Regions from separate parts of the Mus musculus genome. Here region 2 is linked to region 1. Evidence: chromatin loops called from intact Hi-C (ENCODE). Cell type or tissue: left cerebral cortex. All regions are shown on one strand. Each heading gives the region's core, and the rest is flanking DNA. Links, peaks and the distances in the headings are about the cores only.

Region 1 (8,338 bases), core at 46-8,045:
CTTGCACCAGGATCCAACTCCTTCAAGTCTATTCAAATTTTAAAAGATTTAAAAGAGCCAATTCCTGTATATTTAGTTCCTGTCTATTACTGTAGGTTTATGAGATCACTTACTATTAACTGTCCCTTCAGCTCCACACATGATATGCATTGGTAGACATTAGTCTTCAGATACTTCAGTGAGAATGTATCTCACTGAAGTATCAAATGTAGGTAATATTAATTATTGATCATACACTCTTCAGCATAGGCTAATGCTACATACTGCATGAATAAATCAGCTGTGCGCAGCAGAAGGTAGACACAGGGTCATCTGTGATAGTTATAGGGCAGAGTAAGGTTCATGAGTCTACCAGGTTCCAAAGAAAGCCAGCATGGAGCTGCAAGAATTAGTAGCCATAGCTAGACTGCGATTCTTCTCCTCTGGTTTGGGACTGGCTTCTTGTTGGTTGCTAGGAGTGGTTGATATGGAAAGATCTCTGCTATGGCAGTTTGGAGAAATGAAGACTACGAGTGGATGAATTTTATGCCTGCTTGCATTAAAAAATGGAAGTCTGCCATGTCTATACATTTGTAGCAACAATTAAGGATGGTGAATTCTATTTTAAAAGTTCACGCCAATGCTATCTTTAAAGACTGCTAATGATTCTGTCCATTTAATATATCACAGCTTGAGGCCAGACTAAAACCTCTGGTCCATACTTTTCTATCAAGGAGATCACTCACAGTTCACAGGACCCACCTGTGTGCTAGACAGTATGATAATCATTATGGATAAAAAGGAATAACATTTTATCATTTTCTTCACAAGAACCTTACAAGTTAGGTACAGATACATATTAAAAATGAGCACTAGGTTGTACAACAAGCGGTAATAGAGTTTAGTTCAAAATGCAATATGCTCATAAAAATTGTAGAAGACGTTCATTTATGGAAGTGTGGATTTAAAGAGCTAACTCTTGTAAGGGAAACAAACATTTTCCAGGCTGTGAAAGAAGAATAAAGCGAGCGATGAGAAAGAGGAGGTATTTAAAGATGGCCCAAGACTAGGTCATGCCAGTCATGCTGAAGGGTTATTTAGTAGTTTATAGCCAACGGGGAGACATTATAGAATTTTAATGAGGAAAATAGTGTGACCAGATTTCCATGAGGTAAAGACAGTTTGTCTGTTGTTTGCATGGAGACTATAAAGAAAAAATATGGGACTGGGATCCATACAGGTAGCTGTTGTCTTTAGCTAGATGAAAGCTAATGAAAAGACTGAGCCAGGTTACTTACACAAACAACTAAGTGTGGGAAAGCAGAGAAAATGTTCAAAACTTTTTTACCTAGTCTGTACCTGAATGTGGGCTTTGGAGGAAAGGACCATGGTTGGGACACATCCTCCATTTCTAGAGTTCTGAAGCTGGCTAAGCATTGCTAGAGCAACTAAGCAGAAAGCCCAGGAGTGGTCCAAACCAGAGGATACCTGATCCAGTCCACACAGGAGAAAACTAGGATTTTTCTGAAAAGCTCCTATAGGTCAAGATGGACCTCTGGAAATCACAGGACAGGACTGAAGCTCTGAACATTGATGTGTTGAACTGGGATTAATGAGTGGAATGACGGGAAAACCAAGATTACACAGTGAAAGCCCCTGTCCAAGAAGGACAGGGGAGTGAAAGCAGACATCAAATGAGTTTTTAAAGGTCCTGTTTGAGGAGAAAAGGTGTTGGGAGAATTATCCAGGAAGGACAGTTAGATGGCAGAGCAATAGACAGCATGCCACGGCTTTCAAGTAAGATGAAAGCTAATGGCTCACCTGAAATGGTACCCTGTGTCATTGGAATCATGGGAAGTGACGCAGGTAGAACAGTAAATGATGAGTGAGACATGAGCTTGGGATGCTTTTAGAAACGTTGTTCTGAAAGGAAAGTGAGAGGGAACCTGTAGAGATGGGGATGCAGTCAGAAGACTCTAGAACAGAGGAGACAAAGCTCTTTCACGGACCACAGGGAAACCAGCTAAAGCTTTACAAACTGGAGGGATCTCAAGGGAATAGAGCAGGAGTCAGTGAGGAAACAGAGAAAAAAGCAAGAAAAGAATCCAGGCAGATGGAGCGCTCAATGTGATCAGGGGTAACCAAGTCTGTCCTGGCAGTTGTGTGTGTGTGTGTGTGTGTGTGTGTGTGTGGGCGGGGGGGGGGGGGATGGCTGTCCTGTCCAGATTGGAGGAAATCCTTATTACACCCTTTAAAGTAAGTAGGGTGGGGCAGTTTATTTAGCGTTTCAGTTGGACAGCTTCAGTCCTTCAGTTGTTCAGTCCTCCTGACAGGAAGCAACTAAAACCCTTCCATGATGTGAGCCATTCAATATGGCTAAGTCTGTAAGTGGCACACACTGTGGGGTCTCACAGCTCAGTGCTCCCTGGAGACTTTTTTATAAAGATTTCATTTCAACTGTCTGGAGACAACCTGTCTACACTTCAAAATCCAAGAGGCAGGATACTGGCCCAATTTACCTTCTTTGGTTTGCAAGTAACACTTCCTCTCCTAGAATTAACCAAGAAGTGAAAGGGTTAAATGCTGTGCCTGCTCTTGATGAACTTGGAGAAAGGTTTCTCTTGAAATTCATTCCATAGTGGAAGATTTTAGAAGTATGTTAAAGTCAGTATGACCCGTGCTGGGGAGTGGGGGTGTGGTGGGTGTACAAGGAGTTAATACTGAGCTCCATGCTTGCCTGGAAGCCCTCTGCCCCTTCCCTATGGGACCAAGTAAAACTCTGAAGTCTGTGGATTCATTCTGCCCCAGGCATGTCACTAGCAATTTCCCTATGACAGAAGAAGACCCTGGGCCACCCTCCCTCTTGGTGAGCAGGAACTTTGCCCTTTGCTTGCAACATCAAAGGAGGTTTCTGCAGTTTTCACCAGCTCAGCAAGAAGGAAAATTAACCCTGTGTTTCCTTCCTCCAGTTGCCTCAGCATAGCTTGCAGTAGAGTGAGCGGGAGCACTGTGACATTCAGAGGATGAAGGATCAGGGGGTCACTGTGCATGTGCCATGGTACAACTTAAATAATCAGAAACAAATGCATTGCTAAATTCACCACAAACTGTGGAAGGTTTTCTGAAAGTCCAGATGATTTGGGGAAAGGGGAAAAAACCCTTTTAAATAATTTCTTCCGTTCAATTTTGGAAACATATGGTAGATGCCATGATTGTTAAAAATGGACAGCTTCAATTATATTAAGTAGAAGGCCTCTATTGAATCCATTCACTACGTCCCTGGATGACACTGGGTGTGGCTCAGAGACACTGAGCAGGGATCCAATTTCTTACTAGAAAGAATGGTCCCTACCCAGCAGCAGAGCTGGACCCTTCCACACCTCCCCATGCTGTTAGAAAGAGGGAACAGCAAGGCTGGGGTTCTAAACCAATGTGTAGTTTCTCAAAGATAAAAATTATTTATTATATGGGGAGGGGGCAGATGCCAGCAGAGTGAGGTGGGGACAGGTCTGCTTGCTTGCAGGGTAATGTCTTTTTTAACACTTAAGCTACAAACTAAAGTCATTATTTTTAAACAAAAGAAACATCTCACATTTTTCCCCCCTCTGTAGACTATCACACCTTGCAAGTTTTTAATCGTCTGCAATATGCATGGTAATTGAGCTATTTAAAGTAAGCCTCAAGATATTTGAAAATCATGAGCCAATAAAATCTGCAGGATTCTTTTATTTTAACCCTCCTTTACCTACTTCCTTGTAGTCCCCCCCCCCCTTATCTGCTTTAATAATGTACAGTGGTAAGTAATGGCTACTAGAGATCATTTAAGTGTTCTTCACACCCACTGGCAATGTATTACAACTTGGAAATATCTGAGACTGCTTGCTTTTGCTGCTCAAGTGGAAGGGGAAGGAAGTGCAAGCCCTCCAGTCCCCCTCCCACATCCCTGCTGGATTTCATGGGTGTGGCAGAGTTAGACCTTTGCAGGTTCCTGCCCTCATTTTAGTCCCTGTTAAAAAAGCTGGAGTGATAAACACCTTCCAGGAGAAGGAACGAAACCCTTGGATTCTGACTGGAATGATAGAGGGTCATTTCACAAGAAGGAAGCCAGCACGAGACTTAAGTATCCATACTATATGAATACCAGTCAATGTAATATGAGCCCACGCCCTGAAGACACCATTTCCTTCTGTCTGGTTTAATAATACCTTAAATACTGACATATGCAAATGACAAGTAATGTTGCTACATGGAGGCACATAACCATTTCATACCTAAGAACCTATTCATAAAACATGTGCGTAGAAAGAACCGTTGCTAGACATTCCATTTCCTCCTTCACATCAGTGATGCTAAAGCACAGGGAGGCATGTGAAATCCATACAGAGCACATGCGTAATGGTTGCATTGGAAGTATGTGCATGCTGTACACATTTACATGCAAATTCCTACAAGTCCCTAAACACGTAATTTCATCTTCATCACTTTGCACATCAGAGTGTGTGCTCCGGGCTGTCAGTGAGAGGAAGCTAGTGGAAGCAGCTGTCCTCATTCTTTTGGGAGGGAATTCCGTTAGCCCCAATTCCCTGTCTATAAACCATGCTTGGTTCCCTTTACTGAAGGATATGTGTGGATACTCCCATGCACAAAAATAGGGTGGGAACAAGCTGTCAGCCAGCCACACTTTTCTTTCCAAAATCCAAGCCTTTAAAACGAATAGCATTGGTTTCCTTAAGGCTCCACCTTCCTAAATTGTATTTTACCAGCTGGCCAGTGCAGTCATCTTGCAACCTTTTTCTGAGGGTGTGCTTAACCCCCTGGCACCTGTATCTGTTACATTCATATATCAAAATGAAGGAAGACATGGGAATAAATGTTTACAAATGTTCCAATGGAAGTATCAGTTTCTGGAACCAAGAGCAGTTAGAGAAATACAGGCAGCAACACCCCCCCTGCCCCGCCTTGCCAGACTTTTCTCCATTCACCCCTTCACAGCCAAGGATCTGCATTTATTTATTTGCTTGTTTGTTTATTGTAGGCTTGCTTCTCCTCTAACTACTTTGGCATTTGGCTTTTACCTCTTTTTCTAGTCCTTCCTCTTCCCCACCCCCCACCCCTCCTTCCAGGGCGCTGGCTGCATGTGGCCAGGCTGAAGGGCTGTTTCCTCTGTACCCTCCCCCATCCCCTTTGGATTCAGAAAGTGTCTAACAAATTGTCCAATTTCCAATACCTGCACAAGAATAATGCCAAATACCCCTGTCTTGCACCCCGCCCTTACAGCAATCAGTTTGCAGAGGGGGTCTACAACCACGACTGCCATCCCACCCCACCCCGCCATGGGCACACTCACACACAGGCACACACACTCATTCCAACCCCACACCCATTTTTTTCTTTCTTAACCTTCTCTAAAAATCACTCAAACATGCTCCTAGGGGTGTTTGAAGGCTACATTTGGAGAGCGTTCCTGTGCTGTGGATGACTGCAGGATCCCAAGCACCCTCACCTCAATTAAGTTTCTAAAACGTCTTTCACGAAATAAGTGAGCAATTTGAAATAAAATGGAAAAAAATAATCTAGGCGGTGGGGGAGGGGAGGTGGGGGATTGGGATTCTAGCTCCTCTTGGACAGTCCCTCATCCTGAGGACCACGAGTCACCCTCCTCCAGGATATTAACACACCTCAGGTCACTGCTAATGCCAGCAAAGACTCACAGGAAGAGGGGAAAGAGAAAAGCCCCGGTTTCCAACAGGTAATACGGGCTCGGCTCCCCTTTCCCATCCCATCTCAGCTCAAAGCTCCTAGGGGCGTGGTCCATCCTCTTCCCGGACCAGCTGGCACACAATCCGTTCCTGATCTCAGGAAGGGGGTTTTCCCCCTCGGCATAGGCAGTTCTCCCCCAACCCTTGTTGTCTTTAGGCTCTCTTTAAAAAATAAAAAATCTCCTAAATCAGTTTCATTCATTCGTTAAATAAATAAATAAAACCTTCACATGTTTTCCCACATACACCTGCGCCCCTTTGAAGCTCACGCGAGCACGAAATCAGGTATCTTCCGCGGCACATGTGAGAAAATTTGAATCACGGAACAGGCAATGTTGAAATGTGACTATAATTCCCCCAGACCTAATTTTCCACAAATAATATCAAGATTAGCTTTTTTGATCTCGTAGATAGAGCCCACATCGTCCCCACACCCCTTTCTGCATCCACACCCTCAAAACCAGAGACCTAGCGGCTGAGCACTTACTAATAGGCGAGGGGAATCATATTTCTAGCCAAGCCGGCATATTTCTCTCCCCTTACCCTAATTAGTAGCAGCATTCCAAAAACCAGATCATGAAAGGCAGAAAAGAATAACGCCGGGATGCAAGCATCAGTTACCGTATGCTAAGGAAGCCAGAGCATCATGCCAGGGCAGAAGCAGTTTTTTTTTAAAAAAAAAAATTTTTTTTTCTGCCTTTCACGAGGAAACCCTGTACTCTGATAATTTCACAACAGCAAAGAAGTAAAAAAGAAATCTTTAGCTCTACCTGTTTGGTTCTTCTCATACAGCACAGCATGGTGGTATCTTCCCCTGCCTTCTTCCTGCCTTCTCTCCTTTCCTCCTCTCTTCCTTATTCCCCCCCTCTCCACCTCTTTTCTGCTCGCTTGCTCACTCGCTCTCTCGCGCTAGCGCGCTCTCCCTCCCTCCCTCCCTCTCCCTCCCTCTCCCTCTCTCTCTCTCTCTCCCTCACACACACCAGGGCAGTTAGCAGCAACTGTAAGGTCCACAGCTATTGCTCACCGCACACGCACATTCTCTCTCTCTCTCTCTCTCTCTCTCTCTCTCTCTCTCTCTCTCTCTCTCTCTCTCTCTCTCTCTCTCTCTCTCCCTCTCTCCCCCTCTCTCTCCCTCTCGTCCCTTCCTCCTCTTTCCTTCCTCTCTCCTTTTCCTTCCTTCCTTCTCCTCTTTCCTCCACTCCCCACCCAATCTTTTTCTTCCTTCTCCCTGGGTCCCTTTCTCAGAATTGTTTGCTAGCTTCCAGTGACTAATCACTTCCCGTAGCCCCTACCCCCATTTCTAGACAGTCACCCCCTCCCAGTCCCCTGCCAGCCTCATGAATATTTAAACACCTCCAATCTGGACCCAATTACCCACTGACTTTCCGCACTGCATTGGGAGGGCTATGGGGTGGGGGTAGAAAGGATATTCCAGAGAGTTGGAGAGATTGGATGGAACATGTTTTAGGGAAGTGGGGCCCGAGGAATGCTCCTGTTTCTTTTCTAACTCTCCTCTTTCCCAGTACCACAAGAAGGAAAATGCAAAGAGGACCTAGAGGTGCACATAAGTTACAGCTGCCATTAGATTTTACGCGCAGTTGATAATCATGGAGGTTCAGTTTTCTCAACACTAACTGATTTTATTTATATAACCTAACTGCACACATATGATACTCTTAGCTATGCACAAATATATCACCTACAAATGTGTCAGTACGCTACACACACACACACACACACACACAGCAGTCAAGCATTCTGAGCACTTGAATGTGGAATAAACTATGGTCTAGGAATTAGACTCCATATCTAAAACTACATAGTGGGTTATTTGCTTATGCACACAAGCTTCTTTGACAGTTGTGATTCTTTCTAATTAGCTTAGTGTCTGTGAATGACAGATTTCTGTAACACTAACATTTAATGTCTTACATTCTGAGAGCAATGGACACAGGTAAACTCTGTCTTGAGGAAAGATGCATACCATGAAGTCCACCTCAGTTCCTTCTAGTGCCTCTGCTATTCTGGGGGGAGGGGGGCGATATGACTTGTAAATCTGTATTGTGCAAAGTTTAGACATTTGGTATTGTGTGGCCTTGGAGAGCCCTTTACATCTATAAAGTGGCTATAATAATGTCAGTCATGCCAACACATTTTAGGACGGGAGGCAATGTGCACAGGACACTCTGGAGCCACTCTTGACATAGGTAGTTTTACAGACAACTTTTCTGAAATGTTGGTAACATTTCTAAGTGACTACGTCAAAGAACTTTCCAGATGATTTCTTATTGTTCATTACTGATGACAAGTATCTAATTAAATAGCTCATGTTGTTCTTTATCCCTCCTAGACATGAACTTTTTTTAACAGACAACGGGCAGACAACGTGCTATCATGTTTATTTTGGAACTGCTGAGAGCCTACTTAATAGATTAAGGGGCACGCCTTTTAAAAGATGGCCAGAGTCAGTGATGGTGATACTAGGGATGATGGTTAGAAATTAACACTAGGGCGTCTCTCTGAGAGTGACCCAATTTACAACGCGAAGCCATTTGTTGCCCCCCCCCCTCCTTGTGTTCCTTGGTTTTCATACTTTATGA
Region 2 (8,338 bases), core at 265-8,264, 110 kb after region 1:
GACACAAGAACAATGTAAAGAGGGGGACAGTCACTAACCAAGTCTGAATGCTCCTGGCCCATTGCTGCAGAGAGTGTGCCTTTACAACCTGAAATGGCTGCTTTGGGAATTGTGGGTCGGAGTTGTATTGCCATGTGAAATCTGACCATTTGTACATGGCATCTCATATCCCTCTACCATTTACAAATACAAGGACCCAGCTTTGGACCAGGGGCTTACTTTCTTTCCACCTTTCACTATTTTCCTTTCTATAGCATTCTACTCATTGCTACCAAGCTTTTGAGTGCAGTTCCCTGGGGATAAACTTGCCCTATGTCTTTGTTGACCATGGGAATACAACCCCAACATCATGGGTATCTTCTACCCTATAGTGCTGTCATTCCATTAATTGGACAAGGCTTGCTTCAGATGACTGTTTCCTCTGAACTCCTGTTTCATTTATAATTTGTGTCACATCATTAAACACTTAACTATAAAGTGTTTTAACTGATTCTCATTAATTTGTGCATGTTAAGCTTATCTTCCCAAGTTGAAGTTGAAGGCTCATGCCTGCTCTGGGGTTTCACAATAGCTTGCAGTGCTGGCTCAGTCTATATAGTAAATGTTTTGTGGATAACTATCAATTGAATAGTTTTTGTACGTATCCCTTACCTGAGGGGCTGCTCCAAATCTAACTATATCATTTTCCCGTCATTATTCCAGGTGTTATCTTCAGCACTAATCCCTCTATATATCTTGAGTAAGAAGATATTGTGCACTAAATTTCCAAAGTCTAAGACACTCTTCTCTCACATCAGTAAAAATGTTAAAAGGAGAAAGGACTGTAGTGATTTGTTTCTAACTTGCACGCCCTGTATAACAGTGGACCTTCTGAATAATCCATGAGAAATATATTGGTTTTTTTTTTTTTAAGAGGAAAGTTGTTGGGTCCTACAGGTCAGAAGAAAATAAGAGGCTAGTGGCTGCTTACACATCCTGGGAACATCAGGACTCTGGTGGCAAACTTGGAAATTTGAATCAAGAGCTGTATTAGGATGGACACTTTTCTACTGAGGATTCTGTATGTGTAAGAAGACATCAAAGTGTGGTATGTGGAGTAGAATCAGGAAAGAACACACATACACATACATCATATAGTATGTAGAGAATGTAGTAATGTGTGTACATATAGAACCATATTTATTCATAAAGCTCTTTCTAGCTGGGGAAATTTACTGATACACTGAAGTTACTCATATCAGCTCATTCAAGCAAAATAGTCAATATTCAGGTTTCATAATTAGTTGTTATACCACTGGTAACCAGAAATCAGCCATATTGGGAATACTTACACCAGGCAAATTAGTCAATTATACAAGTCAGGGCTTTCTTTGTCTGAACTTAGTTGAGGTAGTTGCTTTCTGGAACACCATCAATGAAAAGACCTAAAAAATCCTGGGACTTCCACACAAGGTTAAAGTCTGATCAAACCTTGAAAGAACTGGGGTCCAAAAACAAGCAGTGGCTTGCCTAAGATCACATACCTGTCCTGATAACAGAGAGGCTGAAGAAACAGCCATGTTTCTGACCCTCCTTCACTGCTTTCTGGAAATGGAATCTGATTGTTCACAATGGCATCAACTTCTTTCTTCTCTTCATTTCAATGAAAGTTCCTGCTGGTAAGGCCAGATCGCTCTTTTGTGTCAGAGCCCAGCTCATAAAATGCTATTAAGTGAATTACTGATGACCTAATTCCCAGCTGCAGGACACATTCCATTAGGGGCAGGCCAGCTGCCAAGACGTGTCAGCTATGACTGGATGGCAGGGTGATTGAAGCTATCCTGCCTGGAGTGGCTGGGCTCTGAAAGTGAGTTCATAGTCGAGAGGGGCAACTCATTTCCCCAACATCATACCCACATTGTCTTCTGGGAACCCTCTTCATCAGCTTCAAAGAGAACTTTTTCGAAATACCAACACACATTACAAAAGCAACTAGAAGTAGTGTTATTCTGTGCTAAGAGTTTAAAACAGTGCAAATTCAGTCATCACTGATTGAATAATGCTGCATTTTTTTTCTTCTCTCCATGCCATGACTTCTTTTTCTTAACTTTTCTTTCTTTTTTTTTTTTTTTTTTTTTGCCAAAGCTATGCTGTCAGGTTGTCCATTTTCCTTCCATTTTCTTTACATTGTTCTTCTTCTTCTTCTTCTTTTTTTTATTTATTTGGTGTGCCTGAGGGATACTGCACACATGCCCCAGTGTACATGTCGAAGTCAGATGACTGCTCGAATAAATTGGTTCTTTCTTTCCCCTCTGTGGTAACGAGGGATCAAACTCAGGTGATCCGGTGTTTCATCAAGCACCTTTACCCACTGAGCTATCTTTCTGGCCTCAGATTTTATTTATTGTTTTTAAATTACAATGAATTCTTCAAAATAGCAAAGCACAAAAGAGTAAGAGCAGTGATAGAACCTAGTGGGGAAACCCTCCACTCAATTCCCGATTCGGCATGCACCCAAAAAATCACGAAGGACCATCTTGATGTAATTACATGAGGTCGTTTAATTATGGAGCTCCGGACCTACATGCATCCCACACAGGAGATAATGGATGTCGGCCACGAGGCTCGGAAGCTAGGGGTTTTTATGAGGTAAGGGGCTTAGGGGTGTGGAATTCAGCATAGCGACACACTATTGGCTTATTCAAACTTCAGCAAAAAAATTACATGTACGTGCAGGGTGTCAGAGTTCTGTGAGTTGTTGACTCCAGTTTAGATAGCCCTCTTATGTCTTCACATTCCTCTTTATCTTTAAGATTAAGCTGTTCCCAGGTTTGTTTTTCTTTTTTCTCAGCCCCAGGCAGCCTCTAGGCTCACAAGCAACCAGCAATTTCTGAGTACTTTATATGACTTACAGGTCTTGAAATTTCATCTTTCTTTCAACAGTACAGTTTTTTTCACTTTGCATTCATCTCACCAGAATTTATAATCCCAGCACTCAGGAGGCAGAGGCAGGCAGATTTCTGAGTTTGAGGCCAGCCTGGTCTACAAAGTGAGTTCCAGGACAACCAGAGCCACACAGAGGAACCCTGTCTTGAAAAACCAAAAAAAAAAAAAAAAAAAAAAGAGGAAATCGGTATCTACTAGGTGAGTCCCAAGTGGGCCATTTTATAGTTGATACTTTTTTTCAGAATCGGTACAAGGGTGAAGTAAACTATAACACCTTGTAAGCTAGGAAGAAACAAGACAATTATATATGTTGTGCTCAGTGGAAAGTGGGAACGTATTTACGTTCCAAGGGAACTTTGGATTCAGTCAACCATTCCGAAAGAGGAAATGACATAGTGATGTTACAAAGCAGGCCATGGTCAGAAACCTGCACCCAAGGTTGGCTTCATCTCTAGTCAACTTTAGCGTCCTTTTGGCTCTTTGTCAACTGTGAAATGAGAGAATGACTGGATGGTTACCGGGTCCCTTCTAACTCTCAAAAGTTCTATCTTAAACCCAGAAGTCAATCACTGTGCGTCATGGCCTAGCGATCACATGCTCTGCTCTCTTTCCCTTTTCCCTTCATCTTTTCTTCACTCCTTCTGCTTTAGTCTCTAACTTCCTTTTGTTTGGTACTTGTGGTCTCCATTAGTTTATATTTTGTCTTCTCTGCTTCCTCTACTAACGCTGTCAATTAGTCACCACTCACCTTATTATTGTAGTCATTTCTAGATGCCATCACGCAATATTGACAGCTAATTAGAAAAAAAATCCCTGGCACATACTATGTAAGAGCATCCAAGTTCACTGAGATGAGTGTGTGCGGGTGCCTATTTGAGATTGGGAAGCCAGAGGGGTTATGCTGTGATTTAGAACCTTGCCAGCGAGCCCTTAAGTAAACTGGAAGTCTGAGGAATCTGCAGACAGCCATATGACTAAGAATGAAAAAAAAAAAAAAAAAAAAAAAAACGATTAAAAGGAGCTGACTTGTGGTATTCTGTGCTTTTATGAGTTTTTTATCCCCAAATCGTTAATATTCAGCTGCATTGCCAAAACTCTTTGGAGATGTTTTTATTATAGGTATGTCCCTTAGCAAACAGGGCTGGAAACAAAACCTTGGTAACTAACATTTTCGTGACACAGAAACCATGACTAATTTGAGCACATATGTCTTTTCTTATTCATCTAGAAATAACTGCTCTCCTCTAATTCCTTTTCCTTTCGATATTTTCCTCCTAAATTCAAGCCAAGAAATAGCCCTTGCCTTCCACGTACCTTAACTTATTCCAAAACTTTCCTCAATTTGTGAGCAAAAACTACAAGGCTAATGCATTCAACTCCGACTGTAAATGACAGGTATTTTTTTTGAAATCGAAAAGCATCTTCAGTTGCATTGTGGGAGTCACCTCTTCATTTCTACACCATCCCTCCTCTAAAGACAAGCTCTGTCGAGCACGAATGGTTCTTTTATTTTAGTGTTGCCTTGTTCCAAGAGATCTGCAAAGTCTTCCATACGTATATACTGCTTCCTCATCTTCAACACATGCTTTACTTTATAAGAATGTTGAAATATAAATGTATATCCTTGTGCTAGAATTATAGGCTGCTGTGGGCCAACCAGTGTGAGTTCTGGGAACTCCAAGGTGCCTATGTAAATTGAGTTGCCTTTATTCTTTATCAATTTAACCTTTCCTTGGAGTTCCCATATCATTAATGACTTCTTTTTTTTGTTTGTTTGGGTTTTTTTTGTTTGGTTGTTTTTTTTTTTTTTTTTTGGTTTTTTGGTTTGTTTGTTTTTGTGTTTGTTTTTGTTTTTTGTTTGTTTGTTTGGTTGGTTTTTCGAAACAGGGTTTCTCTGTGTAGCCCTGACTGTCCTGGAACTCACTCTGTAGACCAGGCTGGCCTCGAATTCAGAAATCTGCCTGCCTCTGCCTCCCAAGTGCTGGGATTAAAAGCCCGGCTCATTAATGACTTCTACCCAGCTCCTCTGCATGCTTATGACTACTGCTGTTCCCATCCAAATATAAGGACCTTGAAGGAAAAACCACCCCTTACTCCTTAGGCACATTCAGACTGCAGCACACCTCAGAAAGTGTTTTTGAACTGACATGGTTTCATTCCCTAAAATTGGCAGACACTGATAACTTGTGATGGCTTTCTTTCTTTTCTTTTATTCAAACCCCGCCCCGCCTCTTGTGTGTGTGTGTGTGTGTGTGTGTGTGTGTGTGTGTGTGCAAGCGTCACATGACTGCAGTTATCTAGGGCAGTAAGCAATGTTCAAGTGATTATAGCAGAAAACCGAGATTCCACCAGCGCCCTGGGAATTGCAGCCAGAGATCATCTGAGCCACATGCTTAATATTTTAAACAAGAGGCATGGTCCTTTCAGAGAGGTCTTCGCTACTGATTCTCTCAAAGGATTTAGTCGCTCAGCTACATTTAACATTCACTGGGTCAGACCTTTATCCAAGATGACGTCATCTGAATCCTCATGCAATTCAATTTTAGCGTGTATTCCGCCAGAGTACCTCCCCCCATCCTGCCCCCTGTCTCTTGGTAGACAGAGACAAGGCAAATAAATAGCAGTTAATCTGAAGCGTGAAGCTTTGGAAAGCCTTTAGCCAAGGTTTGTATTTAGTTACCCTCTGGGGGGGGGAGGTGCGGAAGAAGGAAGGAGAGGGCTCAGCCCCCTCATGGCAGTAGGAACCTTTAAGAATTGACTTGGGGAGAAGAGAAAACTCTCAAGCTGCTTGGGAAGGAGCCACCCACAAGGACAGGGACTTCCAGCTGCCTAAGTAATTCAGTCCCCTACATACTGATATCAGAAAGGAGCCTTTGCAGGGTATTTCTCACATGCGCAATAAGCAGCCCTCACCACCTCCCCCACCCCCAGAGCTTCCGTTTTGATTCATCCTCAAAGTGGAAGGCGCTTGAATAACCTAGCTGAACTTTCCTGTTCCTCTGTTTGAAACCTCGAACACAGGCTGGATCAGCCTCACTATCGGCCTGCCTTACTCCCTTTTCTTAACCCTCCTCCTTCCCAGACTCTCCATCCTTTAAATACAAAAGTCCTGGTTTCCCTCCCTCCTGGAGCAGCCATTGACTTCAAACAGGGTCTCCATGGAAACCAGAAGCAGTTTCCTGCATCCTGGAGCCAGGTTCTCTCTTCTAGGTGAAGCAGGGCCTTAGGGAGCTGCAAGAAAAAAGAGGTCTCCTGATTAACGTGAATCTGATGAGGAGGGGAGAGAATTTAGGCAGAGTGGTATGAGTTAAGATAAAAGGAGCTAAGGGTTCAGATTCTCTCTCAATTTTTATTTCAGTTTAACACCGTTCAGAGGAGACCTTGGAACCAAACAAGAAATCTCAAGGTCCAGGTCTATGGCCCCTAGTCTGTCAGCATCCAACAGAGGTCTGTTAAATATGGAGATTGTTTAGGGATGACTTTACAATGAAGTCCCGACTACACTTCTCATAAAAGCAAAGCATTTTTTAAAAGCATTTAAAACGAACAAGAGAACGAAGTCTTTGCTACCGGCTACTCCATTTTCTTTTCATGTACACTCTGCATCACCCCATGCCGCAGACAGAGCTGTACATGAGAATTTAGTGCATAGCCCCCCACCCCCACCTGACCTGAAGGCATGGAGAAAACTCCTTGTACCTCCAGGACTCTGTTACCCCTTCTCCTGATTGATAGACACCTTCATTCATATCTGGCTCTCTAAGTCCAGAACGGCACCTTGACGCTCTTACTCAAACCCATCTGTCCTGAAGCATGATCCTGTCATGGTCTGCCTCTTCCGGAGGTCTCAAAGCCCTTTTCCAGAGTGAGTTCTGTCATCGACCTGAAGGTTCAGTAGAAGACTACAAACAGACCTCTGCTGGCTTCCCCAGTTTACTGTCAGTAGGTCTTGCATGGCCTTTGCTCTTCAGTCATATTTCTGGGTCCACTGAAACAGTTTGTTCTGGAACTTTGTGTCTTCTCTTCTGAAGTTCCTAGTATGTTGTGCAACTTTAGTTAGATAAAATTGTTTTGCTTTTCTCTATTGATAGAGATGTGAGTTTTCCCCTTGCAGTGGGAAAGATGTCGCTTCCTCCTCCCTTGGAGCCCTCTCCCTTGGCATACTCAAATATATTTTTGTTTGTTTGTTTGTTGGTCTCTGTCACAGCTGCAGCAAATGAACAAAAATGTATTTGCTGAAAACAATATAACTTTACTATGTTACATATCTAGAAGGGCATCAGAGGTTTCACTGGATCAGAACCAAGGCATCTGTGGTGGTTTTAGAGCATGCCGGTGTACTTTGACTCTCCGCCCTCTAGAATCCCTAACCAGCAACAGCATCACTCCAATCTCCGTTGTCCCATCTCCTTTCCTGATCTTATCCTCTTTGCCTTCTTTTAAAGATGTCTGTGTCCACGGTGTACACCTAGGTAGTGCAGATCAGCATCTCCATTTCAAACATCAATTTAATTACACCCACTACATCCCTTTGGGAATTATTCTGCCTACCACATAGTGTTTTTTTCTATCTTAAATATGGTGCCACCTCATCAACCACTTGCCTCTCTTATCACTGAGTCTGTCTTTTCCTTTGATGGACAAGTTTTTCTATGTGTTGTTTACAAGAAGTAGCCCATACTATCTCCATCTCCTCACCAGGCATTTCCTTAGCTCCCCACTAGAATTTATTTCTGTCCTCTTCACAGTGCAAAACTATCACGACAAAGTTCAATATTACCTTCAAATTGCCAATTTCAGATGACATTTACCAGTCAGCTTCTACTTCCTTGCTAGCATCCTTTGACATTTTTGAACACGTCCTTCTGTATAAAACTTTCTTCCTTTGATTCCAAGATATTTCTTTCTCCCCCTCCTTCTTTATCCTCTCTGGATTCTACTCTGTTATCATCTTGTCATCTGCCTCTCTGTCTTACTTACCTTTATATTGCTGTGATGCAACAGTGTGACCAAGGAAATTTATAAAAGAAGCCATTTAATTTGAATGGTTCCAGGGGATTAGAGTCCATGACCATCATAGTGGGAAGCATGGCAGCAGACAGGCAGGTATAGATTTGGGGCAGTAGCTGAGAGCTTAACATCTTGATCCACAAGTAGGAGAGAGAGAGAGAGAGAGAGAGAGAGAGAGAGAGAGAGAGAGAGAGAGGGAGAGGGAGAGGGAGAGGGAGAGGGAGAGGGAGAGAGAGAGGGAGAGAGAGAGGGAGAGAGAGAGAGAGAACTGGGAACAGTGTAGCCTTTTAAAACCTCAAGGCTCATGCTCACTGCCATGCTTCCTTCAAAGGCCACACTTTCAAATCCTTCTCAAACAGTTCAACCAAATGGGGACAAAGTATTTAAATATGATACAAACCAC

Evidence for each region. Hi-C counts contacts between places; a loop is a spot of excess contacts. Peaks named below come from ENCODE experiments on the same cell type or tissue, not always from the same donor. Only the 100,000 strongest peaks of a DNase experiment are listed, where the experiment ranks them.
Region 2: a loop joins it to region 1, with 2.8 times the contacts of the local background. A loop is called at or near these places in 2 of 42 quality-filtered maps.

The regions. Positions count from the first base shown.
Region 1 is chr16:42,333,965-42,342,302 of GRCm38, forward strand. It overlaps Gap43 (growth associated protein 43), which reads right to left and starts at 6,687. Exons shown (of 3, transcript NM_008083.2): 1 at 6,509-6,687. The coding sequence starts at 6,538. In left cerebral cortex, for the core only: a CTCF peak has its summit at 3,874; DNase peaks (open chromatin) are centred at 4,638, 5,168, 5,337, 5,866 and 1 more place; H3K4me3 peaks cover 2,757 bases; H3K27ac peaks cover 2,435 bases.
Region 2 is chr16:42,439,259-42,447,596 of GRCm38, forward strand. No RefSeq gene overlaps it. Among named protein-coding and RNA genes, the nearest start is that of Gap43, 100 kb to the left of the region's middle. In left cerebral cortex, for the core only: no CTCF peak of the experiment used is centred there; DNase peaks (open chromatin) are centred at 3,886, 4,138, 4,413, 4,494 and 4 more places; H3K4me3 peaks cover 775 bases; H3K27ac peaks cover 1,593 bases.